Regions from separate parts of the Mus musculus genome. Here region 2 is linked to region 1. Evidence: chromatin loops called from intact Hi-C (ENCODE). Cell type or tissue: gastrocnemius. All regions are shown on one strand. Links, peaks and the distances in the headings refer to the core of each region. The heading gives the core; the rest is flanking DNA. Region 1 has its middle 100 kb from the start of Gm38773. Region 2 overlaps Cped1 (cadherin-like and PC-esterase domain containing 1).

Region 1 (4,400 bases), core at 227-4,226:
GTATATATTACCTCTTTCACTCTCTGTGTGTGTGTGTGTGTGTGTGTGTGTGTACGGAACACACTCTGTAGACTGGGCTGACCTTGAACTCACAGAGATCCACCTTCCCCAGCTTCTTGAGTGCTGGGATTAAAGATGTGCCACCATTGCTCAGATGAAGTTTCAGTCTTATAAGGAAAGTGCTCTGAGACAACAAAACCAGTTTTGACTCTCCTGGTTCTCTTCCTACCTCTTTCTTCCAATAGTGCCAAGCCTGCCGTTTTATCTCACACTAACACTACTTTATAGACCGAGCAAGCTATTGCTTGATTCTAGAATTGATAATAAGAATCAATCCAATTATTTCCCCCTTTGTTTTTCAGTTATATAAAAATGTTTAATGACGTTTATATATTTACTTGTATGTGTGCATGTCCCACTGTCAAAAGGCGCTTCTCTGGCCAAGGCTGAAAGCTGCACTAGTCTAAGGGTGTCATCATAAATATTTAGAAGGCATTTTAATGACATTTGTTCAGGAAAAACATTAGTAGGCCCCCCCTGATAGGGTCTGTCTACCATCTCTCTAACCATAGGCTTTTGACCAAGTAAGTCTACCATATAAGGTATGCATTCCCTTCTGTGAAGAGGGCATCGGATCTAATCGGGAAGGAGTTGGTTTCAGCCCAGGGTAGTTATGCCTCTCCTGTACCACTGGGCACATCTTGTCTGATAGATTAATATGGTAGTACCCCGGGGTCCACAGTTTGTTTACTCTTTCTTATAAAGCTTTATGTCCAACCACCTGCAGACACACTCTTCTGGCAACAGGTGGTGTGTGTGTGTGTGTGTGTGTGTGTGTGTGTGTGTGTGAGAGAGAGAGAGAGAGAGAGAGAGAGAGAGAGAGAGAGAGAGAGAGAGAGAGAGAGAGAGATCTTTGCTGTCTGGTCCATTTTGTCTCAGACAGTGTGGAGAGAAATCCCCATGTCTTGTGAAGAGTGGAAGACAAGGTGAGGTTCCTTTCCTCTGTTTCGTTTCCCAAGGAAAAGGAAGCGTAGAAACGTAGAAAACGACCAGACGAGACAGCGAAAGACGCTCAGACAGTAGCACATTCTTTGGAAATAATTTGCACTTCAGGGATTTAGAAAGTAGAACACTTTCAGCTTTAAAAAGCAGTTTATGCTGCTTTGCTGCACTCCTCATTTGCCAAACAAATGATTATGTTACTATTTTAAGCACCGCATATTTAGTGCACGACTGTGGTCTGTCGGAGATACTTAATCACGCTGATAGAGTAGAAGAGTTGCAGGAAAGGAAATAACTAGAGCCGCTGAATATCCCACGCCTGCCCCGCCCCGCCCCATCTCCTTAGGATTCTGCGCAAAGGGAAGCATCCGCTACAGAGACATTTTAGCTAATAACTTAACAGACGGAAAAATATGTCCTAAGATCTGTTCTGTATCAAGTGGAAATCATAAACTGACAAATTTCATCTATTTAAGAGACGACCCCGAATCTGGAAATTTGAGGCTATTTCTCAAAAATCATCAAAATAAGGACTCGGCTTTGTCTGGGGCCATAGTTTTCAAACCTAACCTGTGAAATCACAGAAATTACAGTTTGATGACTCTGGGTTACACAAGCTGAAAAACTGGGCTCAGTGGGACAAGTAGCTTGCGTATCTGACTTTAGGCAAGACACCTTCTATCGACCGCTATTTCGATTTTTTCAGAAATTTATGCAACGTAGAAAAAAGCTTTTCTGTTTGTTTGCTTAGTTTTCGAGATTGTATTTTAATTACAACATTTCATTTTTTCCTTCTTCTTTCTTCTAAGCCCTTCTGCACACCCCTCCCTGGTATCCTTCACATTCATGGCCTCTTTGGGAAAGAGCTTTTAAGGCCCAATAATGCAGCATTTTCGGCTTGGCAGAACACTGCGGGGCTGACTAATCATCGTAGACAGTTCTTAACTAGAGAAGGAAAGCAGTTTCGAAAAAGTGGCAAGACTTAAACACAAGTACAGTTACTACTGGAATCCTATGTCGTTGAAAACATTTAGAGAAAAGTTTTTTTTTCCACAAAACTGCTAAAAGTAATTTTCAGCAAATAATATTTTCCCCCCTTTTCTTTTAAAAGTGGAATGCTCGCAATTTAAGAAATGCTGACAAAGCTGTTTCAGGACTCATGAGCCAGGACTGGCTATTTTAGATTCTCATGGCGCCATCTAGTGATTGAGACAAGCAATAGCATCTGTATTTGACCCAAAGGCTTTTTGCTTCTGAGGCTGCTCTGTGGATTTTTCTGCAGGGGTGAGTAGAATAACCACCTCCACAGACTTCGCTAGCTCTGCTCCGGGATACTGAGAAAAAAAATAATCTCATAATCTTGACACGGCTTTAGCCTTATTTGAATGAAAGGATATGGTTCTCAGCAAATATTTCAATCGTGCTTTTATCTTGAAATTCTTATTAATCTGGTACGACTTCCCTTTAAAGTACATTTTGCACTACTTTTTTCCAATTAAAGTTAACATGAGGCTAGAATTCACATTGAATTTAATATCAAAAATTGAAGCAGGAGACTGTTTCTGAAATTTGTAAGATGTAATGAAGTGTTTAAGACTACTGCATATTTTAATTAGAAAAGGGGACTTTCTTAGGAAGGAAAAGGTTGGATGCTTTATGCAAGTGGTGTTTTTATTGTGCAAAGGCACCATTCTAAAGAAGAAGCAGGAGGTTGGCTGTGAAAGGCAGGGAAGGCTGAGGGTGTGGGGCCCTGACTATCAGAAACTTCCCCTTTGGTTTCTAACGTTGTAAATACCTTTTCTCAAAGAGCTGTAAAAGGAAAATACTGGTACCTACCTATTTACTTACAATTTAGAGAATACATACTGTTTAAGAAGACAAAATGATGTGGAAGTATAAGATGCCCTAATTCTTTGGTGGAACCAGGCTCTGCCAAAAACCAGTGTCAGATGAGGCAGGGTCTAAGCTGTGGAAACAGCTGAGGAAGAGATCTGAGGATCAGCCTAGCCTGGTCCACCGCAAAAATCGGGCGAATATTGTACACTCAAAGCTCTTTCCCAAAGATGCCATGAATGTGGAGGAAAGCAGGGTGGGGTGAGTGGAATTTTAGGTCAGGCACTTGGGCCCCCTTTTTTCTTTTCTTTTTAGTGATCTCCTGTTGAGGTCAACTATGGCTCTTTTCCTGGTCAAAATTTAATTAGGTAGGGATACACACCACACACACATGTGTATTCATGTGTGTATAAAATCATATATATATATATATATATATATATATATATATATATATATATTTAGCTTTCTCTCTTTCTTAATAGCAGTGGCTGTGTATGGAGAGTTTTGTGAGTTAGTAAAACAACCCCCTAGAGAGAAAAATTTAACCCCAACTTTTAAAAAATTCAACTTAAACTCTTACAGTGTTTATAGTTTATAAAATTAAACATATGAAAGTTGGCCAAAGTTTAGAAATCTGATAAATTACACACACACACACACACACACACACACACACACACACACACGCGCGCGCGCGCGCGTGTATTAGCAATAAAAGTTCATCTCTCTTTTTACAGCTTATAGAATTCCTTGTTGAAATAGAGTAACTACCCTCTTGGAAAAGAGGGGGCTGTTTTATGAATGATGAATATATCGTTTTTTTTTTTTGTTGTTGTTTTTGCTTTTAAAGAGGTATTTATTTATTTTATGTATATGGGTACACTGTAGCTGTACAGATGGTTGTGAGCTAACATGTGATTGCTGGGAATTGAATTTAGGACCTCTGCTTGCTCTGGTCAACCTCGCTCTCACTGGCCCCAAGATTATTTATTATTATAAATGAGTACACCGTAGCTGTCTTCAGACACACCAGAAGAGGGCGTCTGATCTCATTACAGATGATTATGAGCCACCATGTGGCTGCTGGGATTTGAACTCAGGACCTTCAGAAGAGCAGTCAGTGCTCTTAACCGCTGAGCCATCTCTCCAGCCCAAATATATTGTAAATGGTAAGGGTGAAATTCACCTATGAACAGAAGCTTCAGGAACTCCAGGCAGGTTTCTTTGTCATTTTAAACCTGGTGTTCAAAATCCATTTGCTAGAAGAATGTTTGCTTTCCAAAACAATAACATTATAGACTGAAAAACCTTTCAGGATGCATGACTAACTGGCAAAAAGTCTTCAAGGTGACCACGACACTGATATACATTAGCCTGAGAATAGATTTGAATCTAGAGTAATTGAGCTCTTATGGAATGAGCCAGATGCTAAAAAGGGCCGAAAGAAAATTCTGAGGATTCCTTCCCGAGGAGAAGCTGGACGTGGTGGCGCACGCCTTTAATCCCAGCACTCGGGAGGCAGAGGCAGGCAGATTTCTGAGTTCGAGGCCAGCCTGGTCTAC
Region 2 (4,400 bases), core at 185-4,184, 370 kb before region 1:
GACAGAGACAGAGTCAGAGACAGAGACAGAGACAGAGTCAGAGTCAGAGACAGAGACAGAGACAGAGTCAGAGACAGAGACAGACAGAGACAGAGACAGAGACAGAGACAGAGTCAGAGACAGAGACAGAGACAGAGACAGAGTCAGAGTCAGAGACAGAGACAGAGACAGAGACAGAGTCAGAGACAGAGACAGACAGAGACAGAGACAGAGACAGAGACAGAGTCAGAGACAGAGACAGAGACAGAGTCAGAGTCAGAGACAGAGACAGAGACAGAGTCAGAGACAGAGACAGAGACAGAGACAGAGTCAGAGTCAGAGACAGAGACAGAGACAGACAGAGACAGAGACAGAGACAGAGACAGAGACAGAGACAGGCAGGGATTGAGGGAAGGAGGGAAGAAGGGAGGAAGACTCTAAAATTTATTAGTGTAAAGCTTAATTATGGAAAGTAAATAGTACTTGGAAAAGTGTATGTCACCACATTATAATATGATCTTTTAAACATACATGGCCTCATTTACAGATTCTAAGACTTCAGAGTTTGGTACATGCCATTTTTGTATCCAAATAGTGAGAAGAAATAAAATTCAGGGTTTTTCATACTATCACCATCATAGTCATCATAGTCATAATCATTTCTTTTTCAGCAATCTTACTTTGCGACATACACTAGCCTCGGACTTATGATTCTCCTGTCTCCACTTCCTAAGTGCTGGGTCTACAAGCTTGTGCTTGGATCCTAAAATTAATTTGGAATTGTAGACAACTTTAAAGTATTTTCAGCAAATATACTAAGTATTGACTGCATATAACTTTGCCTAGATGTAATGCATTTTGTTCTCAAATGTCCTAATGATTTCAGATGCTGAGAAAGAAACAAAAGCTTTTGATGGGAAAATGGGGTCACCTCTGTTCTCGGACCTCAGCTTCTTTGACTCTAGCTTATTTGCTTTATTCTAAGGAAATGTTAACTCTAGTTGTCCAAAAAGAGAGAGGTGCTCATTCCCACACTTTCTGCACATGTCTGTGTTAAAAATAACCATATCAGGGTTCTCATGGAATAACATCATTAGCTAATGTAGTATATCATGCAAAATGGAGGCCTATTTGCATTTTCTTTACTGAACAAAGGAGATTCAACCCCACAATCAGTTTCATGTAATTCCCTATTATGCATGCTACTGACCTTTTAACTTATTGAAATTTAATAGTATCAATTATTAACAATGCTACAATAGCAGAGTAAGAGTAGCTAAGAGACTCTGATGTCCCGTTACTTTGTTCTTTCCCTTCTAGATGTATACAGTGTTTTCAGCTTTTAACCTTTGATGTTGGTTATGGAGATTCAGGATATCCTGTGGTGCTCCAGGTGAGTGAGCAGGATGAAGGGTGTGTATTGGGGGGTGAGAGTGTGTTTTCATTCACAGCTACCAGTTGGTTAATAATAACTAGCATTGCAGTCAGTACAGGCTGATGCACCCATGGCTCCTAACAAGTGGGGAATCTGTGAACTCTAATAACCATGGCAGACACACCAGGACAAACACCGAGTTTCCTGTAGTTCCCCAAATTCCCCAAATTCATGAACAAAGATGGTATTAAGTCAAATACGTGTTCACGGAGAAAAGCAAGACATATCGGTAATAGCAAACAGGTGACTCAGGGACTTTCGTGGTGTTGTGAAAAGATAACTCTGTCCTTGGTCTCCATTTTAAGTAAGAAATCTGTGGGGACTAGACAGACTGCTCACTGGCAGAATTCTTGCCTGGAATGTACTAAGTTGTAGGTTTTATCCTAGCAATACAAATAAACAAATTAGTTTTAAATTTTAATTTAAAGGCATAGAAAGTCCTGTGTATTTTAAAAATGTTTTTCTGGTATATGTACCTATAAATGTGAGGGTTTTTCTTTTTAGTTTTCTTTGAGTTATAACTCTTTTAGATTGCAGCATATTTTTTTTCAGATCTCAGCATATTTTTCTTCTAAGCAGCCTTCAGTGGTAAAGATTTTAAAAATTGAATCCATTAACTTATTTTTTAAAAGCTGTCTATTGAGCTATAAAGTGGGAAGGTAAGGGAAAGAAAATAATCTAATGGGTAACCAGAGTTCAACTCTACTAATATTTACTTTTTTCCCAAACTATAATATTTGCAGTTTTAAGATTCTTCTATAAAATTTTCAATCTTACAGAATCTTTAAGTGGCCATTCACTTTTCAAATGTAATCGTAGACATCAACCTTTTAAAAACGTGTGTTTGGGGAAGGATGTCATGTCTTATCTTCCGTGGAGAAATATAGTAAGCTATAAAGCGTTTCAAGATAAATGAACGCACTGTTGAAACAACTTTTGGTATAGCATTGGAAATGTAAATGAGCTAAATACCTAATAAAAAATGGAAAAAAAAAAAAAAAAAGATTGGCATCTTCCTTCATCAGAAGCGGTCCTCACGTTTACAAAACTGTTAGCTTCCAGAAGACCACTAGATGGCAGCTCTGGTCTACAATCCAACCTGGAATAAGCCAGGCCTTAAGGGCTCCTTTCACTGTACTGGCTTCTCTTCCTTCAAAGGTACATGAACATTTACATTTTCACGATGATGAGAATTTCAGCGCGGAGGACCAAAATGCGGAAAATATTATTTTAAGGGATACTTTCGACTTCCTCTTCTCCAATGCGTCTTCACTGTCCATGGTTTCTGAGATGTTGCAGAGGCGTGACTCAGCAGGTGCATTCGTGGTAAGCTCACACTTGCACACTGACAAGCGGTTTTGCAGTCACCGGTTATTTTTATTGTGCGATTTAATTCTTTACTTGAAATTAATTTGTAATTATTACCTATTATTGTGAGCTTCTGGATTTTTTTTTTTCTGGTCTAAGGGGCAACATTGTTTTATATTGACTCAGTGGGCCTGTGAAAGGTTATGAAAGAAAGTGATGTAAAAAAGCTCACAGTTGTTGAGGAATATTCATGGATACTTTGAAACAATGGTAGATGTTTATACACTTTAGGATACTTCACAGAGGCTCTTAGAACTCTTTAAAGGCAATCTAGGATGCCAGGGTACTCCAGGATGACTCCAGGGGAACTGATCTAAAACATTAATTTGCTTAAATATTCATGACTGTTAGCACTGCAAGCTAGATGCTGACAGCCAGGGTGGAGTGTTTCAGAGGAGTGCTGATTTTTTTTTTTTTTAATGGTAGGCTAGCACAATGGTTATACACTAAAATCTCTGTACAGGTTATCATAGTATATTCCTCCATTGTTTTTTTTTTTTTTTTTTTTTTTGAACCCCATACTTGGAGAATTTGGAAGACGAGAATGTAAAAATTCTCACAAAGGTACTGATAGTGTCTGTCATACACACCTCTTCCCACAGCATCACTCCATCTCAGGGTCACACTAGGAGGCAAATACTTGTGTGGAAACCTGGGCTGGTAGGTGCAAGTCTATGAAACCCTTCACCGGCAGTGATCCACACTGGGGCTACCTGCACAGATGCTCTGAGATATTTTCACCTCTAGAGCACTCAGAAGGCCCAAGGGGGAAACTTGCATTCCTAAACTGTGGTCCCACACATCCTGTCTCCTGCACTCACAGCCCCCACCCCCTTACTACCAAGGTACTGTTGGCTTAGCTCAGACAGTTGGTCTTATCAAGTATGTTTTTTTTTTAAATCTTTGGATAGTGTTGTGACAACATATCATTTCTGTGAATTCTATAACTTTAATAAGTTTAGCTGTTACAGAGTGTTACAGAGTTTGATCTATTTATTAAGAAGGAGTGAGGAAAGATGGTTGACTGGTTCCAAGTCACTTAATGCTTTTTTTTTTTTTTTTTTTTTTTTTTTTACCCTTTCTAGGACGGAAACTATGAAAAGGAATTAAATCAGTGCCTGTCATTCGAGGAAATTCACTCAATTAGGACTTTTGTAAAGGAACTTGGGAGTTTGGGACAATTCCAACTGGTAAAACAAAAGTGACATTTCTTTCCACTTGGTGACTGACATTATGATATTAATAGATTAGCCATAAACTGCCCGATTTTCCCCCTTCAAACCACACACAGATATTTCTTTACAACGCTTTTGTAAGCTGTTTCCGTCCTTTGGGGAAGATGTCGATGCTTTGCTTTAAGAGTTTGCTAATAATATGGACTTTACCAGAAGTAAAGGGTATGACATCACAGTAGCTGCCAGGGTGTCACAGGTCTCTGGGGAAGATGTTGCTATATTTCCAAGGTCTTTCATTCTTAGCTTTGGGGCATGTACAAGCAACCAGTTTGTTACTTTTTAATTACTCTTTTGAGGAAAAATAAGCATAATTAATATAATAAGACTTTTTAAAACAGCCTAATCTTAATTGGTAGTAGCAATATCACAGGAGTTCAATAATA

What was found. Hi-C counts contacts between places; a loop is a spot of excess contacts. Peaks named below come from ENCODE experiments on the same cell type or tissue, not always from the same donor. Only the 100,000 strongest peaks of a DNase experiment are listed, where the experiment ranks them.
Region 2: a loop joins it to region 1, with 6 times the contacts of the local background. A loop is called at or near these places in 40 of 42 quality-filtered maps.

The regions. Positions count from the first base shown.
Region 1 is chr6:22,491,918-22,496,317 of GRCm38, forward strand. No RefSeq gene overlaps it. Among named protein-coding and RNA genes, the nearest start is that of Gm38773, 100 kb to the left of the region's middle. In gastrocnemius, for the core only: a CTCF peak has its summit at 2,215 (motif pointing left); a DNase peak (open chromatin) is centred at 2,239; H3K4me3 peaks cover 324 bases.
Region 2 is chr6:22,119,685-22,124,084 of GRCm38, forward strand. It overlaps Cped1 (cadherin-like and PC-esterase domain containing 1), which reads left to right. Exons shown (of 22, transcript NM_001081351.1): 8 at 1,300-1,372; 9 at 2,573-2,740; 10 at 3,868-3,972. Among named protein-coding and RNA genes, the nearest start is that of Cped1, 140 kb to the left of the region's middle. In gastrocnemius, for the core only: a CTCF peak has its summit at 2,494 (motif pointing right); a DNase peak (open chromatin) is centred at 2,546.